2 separate regions of the Homo sapiens genome follow, and region 2 is linked to region 1. A link is an interaction called in ENCODE POLR2A ChIA-PET data of the cell type or tissue named here. Cell type or tissue: GM12878. All regions are shown on one strand.

Region 1 (2,500 bases):
AAGTGCCCTGTCCCTGCCGCTCTGACTGCCCATCCTTTGCTCCTGTAGAGCTTGACTGGATACCCTGTTTCCCTCTGCTGACCAATTCAACCCAGGGTCCTATATGGTGATCTTCAAGAAGCCAGCCAGAGCTGGCTGGGTGCGGTGGCTCATGCCTGTAATCCCAGCACTTTGGGAGGCCAAGATGGGTGGATCACCTGAGGTTGGGAGTTCGAGACCCGCCTGACCAACATGGTGAAACCCCATCTCTACTAAAAATACAAAAATTAGCCAGGTGTGGTGGTACGTGCCTGAAATCTCAGCTACTCAGGAGGCTGAGGCAGGAGAATCGCTTGAATCCGGGAGGCGGAGGTTGCAGTGAGCCGAGATCGCACCACTGTACTCCAGCCTGGTGACAGAGTGAGACTCTGTCTAAAAAAAAAAAAAGAAGCCAGCACAGGTGAATGACCCTCCCTTAGGACCAAGTGAAGAGAGCAGTTTCCTTCTGAGCTTTGGAGCTGCGTCCTCTAGAGGGAGGGAATTCAGTGGAGCAGCGAAGTTCTTCAAACTGGGGCGAGAGAGGGAAACTAAGGAAGGGTTGTAGGTGTGGCCTGGCCTGGGATCCTTTCTACTCTTGTGCCACTCTAGGGTCCATCCTTCTCCCTCTCCCTATAGGGGAGATGCAGAAGCTGCTCTCTAGAGCCTAGGTCTTCTGCCTGCTTTGGGAGTCCTTCCAGGAGTTTGTAGTTTGTTCCCCTGTCTCTTATTAGCCATTTTTTCAGTAGGTACCTAAGGCCTGGTTCCTTCCTCTTGGTCACTCAGGAGCTCTTCTCCAGACTGGCTAAAGCAGTATGGTTTGGGAAAAGCACTTGGCTGGGTCTCCTACATGTTGAGTTCAATTTCCTCCTTTGGGTGTGTTTTAGCTTCCAGCTGGGATTTTTGCCATAGTAATTATAACAACCACACTCTGCATAGAGACTCTAAAAGCTATATAGGCAAACACATAAATAGAAAGGAATTCCTAAGGCAAGCCAAGTAGTTATCAGAATCTCCACCCCTACCAGAGTCGGAAGCTCTGTACTTGCCTCCTGGTAACTGCTTAGTGAGAATTATTTAGCCAGCTTGGATTCTTTCTACAACCACATTGAAATCAGATATCCTGAGGGAAGGGGAAGGTTTATCCCACCCCAACCCTGTTCCTCTCCAAGCCTTTCTCATCTAGCCAACAGCACTGTCATTCACATGTCTGCTTGAGACAAAAACCTAGAGGTTTGCTTTTATTCTTCCTTGTCCCTCACCTCTCATCTTATCAGCAAAGCTTATTGCCTCTACAAAATGTGCCTGGAGTCTATCTTCTTCTCCTCACTATTGGGTGTCAACTGTGTTCATCTTGGACAATTGCTAACTGATCTCCTTGCTTCCACTGTTGGTTCTTTCTTTCTTTCTTTCATCCTTTCTTCCTTCCCTCCCTCCCTCCTTCCTTCCTTCTTTTCTTTCTTTCTTCCTTTCTTTCCTTTTTTTTTTTTTCCTTTTGATTCAGTCTTGCTCTATTACCCAGGCTGGAGTGCAGTGGCATGATCTCAGCTCACTGCAACTTCTGCCTCCCCAGCTCAAGTGATCCTCCCACCTCAGCCTCCTGAGGAGTTGGGACTACAGGTGCACACCACAATGCCCAGCTAATTTTTGTATTTTTTGTAGAGACAAGGTTTTGCCATGTTGCCCAGGCTGGTCTTGAATTCCTGGGCTCAAGCTCTTCACCCTCCTCGGCCTCCCAAAGTGCTGGGATTACACGCATGAGCCACCGTGCCCAGCATCTGCTTCCACTTTCATACTGCTACGTATCATTCTCCCCATAGCTTCTGGAGCCATCTTTTAAGACAATAAATCCCATCATTGCCTTGCTCACAACCCTTGTTGGCTCTTGCGGCTATGAGGAGAATGAACTCCTACTGAACTTTTGATCATTTCAGACTTCTTCATGGCCCAAGAGGCTTTAATGTGGCTCAGCCTTCCTCTCCAACCACGCTTCTTAGGGCTCTCCCCCTCAGCTACCTGACCGTCTCTGTTCCTCAGTGTGCCAAGCTTGTTCCTGTCTTCAAGCCATGGGATTTGTTGTTGGCTATGCTTAAAATGCTCTATGAAGATTTCCTCATGGCTGACTCCTTGGTATTTAGGCCTGAGTTCAGTTACTATTGCTCCATAGTGAAACACTCCAAAACTCAGTGGCTTCAAAACAACAATCATTTATTTTGCTCATATATCTGTATTTTGGGCAGGGCTTCATGGGGAAGGCTCATTTTGCTCCATGCACCATCAGCTGGGGCAAATCAGCTAACTGAGAATTTGCCTCTGAGTTGGCTCACTCACATGGCAGTCCTCTATGAGTTAAGCAAGGGTTGAAGGCTGGGGCTTTAGCTATTCTCCACGTAGCTAGGCTCCTGGGAATGTGTCCTAAAAGAGTTGGGTAGAGGCTGGGCACGGTGGCTCACGCTTGTAATCCCTACACTTTGGGAAGCTTCAG
Region 2 (2,500 bases), 180 kb before region 1:
TATAAACCTGTGCAAGTCTCTCTCAGATCAAACTCAAACAAAAATCTACCTTAGAAGCTGACTAACCATAATCACACATGTTCTTTCTACCACAGTGACAATGGTACCAGCAGCTACTCAGTCACCTCTGTCTCCTACTTTCAATTCATCATGAAGTCTATGCTGTATACAAAGAAAAAGTTGATTTATGATGTAACCTTAAATGAAAAACAGTATAACGCAACATACCATCAAAATACTATACTATAGCAAAATATTATCAAAAGCACAGCCAGGTGCAGTGTCTCACGCCTGTAATCCCAGCATTTTGGGAGGCTGAGGTGGGTGGATCACTTGAGGTCAAGAGTTCAAGACCAGCCTGGCCAACATGGTGGAACACCATCTCTACTAAAAATACAAAAATTAGCTGGGTGTGGTGGAGAGCACCTGTAATCCCAGCTACTCAGGAGGCTGAGGCAGAAGAATCACTTGAACCCAGGAGGCGGGTTGCAGTGAGCCAAGACTGAACCACTACACTCCAGCCTGGGTGACAGAGAAAGATTGTGTCTCAAAAAAAAAAAAAAAAAAAAAAAAAAAAAGCATGTTCACCTTGTAAACTGTGTGAAGAATACAAATAAAAGTAGTTTACAGGCTGGGCACGGTGGCTCATGCCTGTAATCCCAGCACTTTGGGAGGCCGAGGCAGGCGGATCATGAGGTCAAGAGATCAAGACCATCCTGGCCAACATGGTAAAACTCGGTCTCTACTAAAAATACAAAAATTAGCTGGGCACGGTGGCACACGCCTGCAGTCCCAGCTACTCAGGAGGCTGAGACAGGAGAATTGCTTGAACCCAGGAGGCAGAGGTTGCAGTGAGCCAAGATTGTGCCACTGCACTCCAGTCTGGGCAACAGAGTGAGACGCTGTCTCAAAAAAAAAAAAAAAAAAGAAGTAGTTTATAGTGGATAGCTGGAATATTGGTGATTGTTGTCTCCTCTGATTAAAGGGGGACAAATATTAAAATCAATGATCTTTGATTTTATTTTATATAATGTTACCTTTAAATATTTTTAAATAGCCCAGAAAGTATTATAAAATGGCTGAATGTCCAAATGTAAGACCCTATATACAGACATAACAGCAAAATGACCACAGTCAATCCAAAACTCATTAAATGAAACCATGAATGAAAATAGAAATTTTTTGTGGTTTTTTTTTAAACTTTCATTTTAGGTTTGGGGGTACATGTGAAGGTTCGTTACATAGGTAAGCTGTTGTCACAGGGGTTTGTTGTATAGATTATTTCATCATCTAGGCATTAAGCCTAGTACCCAACAGTTACCTTTTCTGCTCTTCTCCCTCCTCCCCGCTTCACCCTCAAGTAGGCTCCAGTGTCTGTTGCTTCCTTCTTTGTGTTCATAAGTTCTTATCATTTAGCTTCCTTATAAGTGAGAACATGCGGCATTTGGTTTTCTATTTCTGCATAAGTTTGCTAAGGATAATAGCCTCCAGCTCCACCCATGTTCCCTAAAGACATGATCTCATTCTTTTTTATGGCTGCACAGTACTCCATGGTGATCATGTACCACATTTTCTTTATCCAATCTGTCACTGATGGGCATTTAGGTTAATTCCACATCTTTGCAATTGTGAATAGTGCTGCAATGAACATTCGCATGCATGTGTCTTTATGCTAGAATGATTTCTATTCCTCTGGGTATATACCCAGTAATAGGATTGATGGGTCAAATGGTAGTTCTGCTTTTAGTTTTTTAAGGAATCGCCATACTGCTTTTTACAATGGTTGAACTAATTTACACTCCCACCAGCAGTGTGTATGTGTTCTCCACAACCTCACCAGCATCTCTTATTTTTTGACTTTTTAACAATAGCCATTGCGACTGGTGTGAGATGGTATCTCATTGTGGTTTTGATTTGCATTTCTCTAATGATCAGTGACATTAAGCTTTTTTGCATATGCTTGTTGGCCGCATGTATGTCTTCTTTTGAAAAGTGTCTGTTCATGTCATTTGCCCACTTTTAATGTTTTTTTTCTTATAAATTTGTTTAAATTCCTTATAGATACTGGCTAATAGATCTTTGTCTGATGCATAGTTTGCAAATATTTTCTCCCATTCTGTAGGCTGTTTACTCTGTTGATAGGTTCTTTGGCTCTGCAGAAGCTCTTACGTTTAGTTAAATCCCACTTGTCAATTTTTGCTTTTGTTGTGATCGCTTTTGGTGTCTTTGTCATAAAATTTTTGCCCATTCCTAAGTGCAGGATGGTATTGCCTAGGTTGTCTTCCAGGGTTTTTATAGTTTGAGGTTTTACATGTAAAGTAAATATAAGTGTACATTTACATTAAGTCTTTAATCCACCTTGAGTTGACTTTTGTTTATGGTGTAAGGAAGGAGTCCAGCTTCAATCATCTACATACGGCTTGCCAGTTATCCCAGCACCATTTATTGAATAGGGAGTCTTTTCCCCACTGCTTGTTTTTGTCAACTTTGCTGAAGATCA

Evidence for each region. Peaks named below come from ENCODE experiments on the same cell type or tissue, not always from the same donor. Only the 100,000 strongest peaks of a DNase experiment are listed, where the experiment ranks them.
Region 2: POLR2A ChIA-PET joins it to region 1 with 6 read pairs; 5 of 35 experiments call an interaction of 5 or more read pairs at or near these places.

What each region holds. Positions count from the first base shown.
Region 1 is chr3:138,897,549-138,900,048 of GRCh38, forward strand. It overlaps LOC124906289 (a long non-coding RNA gene), which reads right to left. Exons shown (of 2, transcript XR_007096114.1): 2 at 2,207-2,500. Among named protein-coding and RNA genes, the nearest start is that of LINC01391, 45 kb to the right of the region's middle. In GM12878, no CTCF peak of the experiment used is centred here; no DNase peak of the experiment used is centred here.
Region 2 is chr3:138,716,345-138,718,844 of GRCh38, forward strand. All of the region lies in intron 8 of PIK3CB (phosphatidylinositol-4,5-bisphosphate 3-kinase catalytic subunit beta), which reads right to left. Among named protein-coding and RNA genes, the nearest start is that of FAIM, 110 kb to the left of the region's middle. In GM12878, no CTCF peak of the experiment used is centred here; a DNase peak (open chromatin) is centred at 1,287.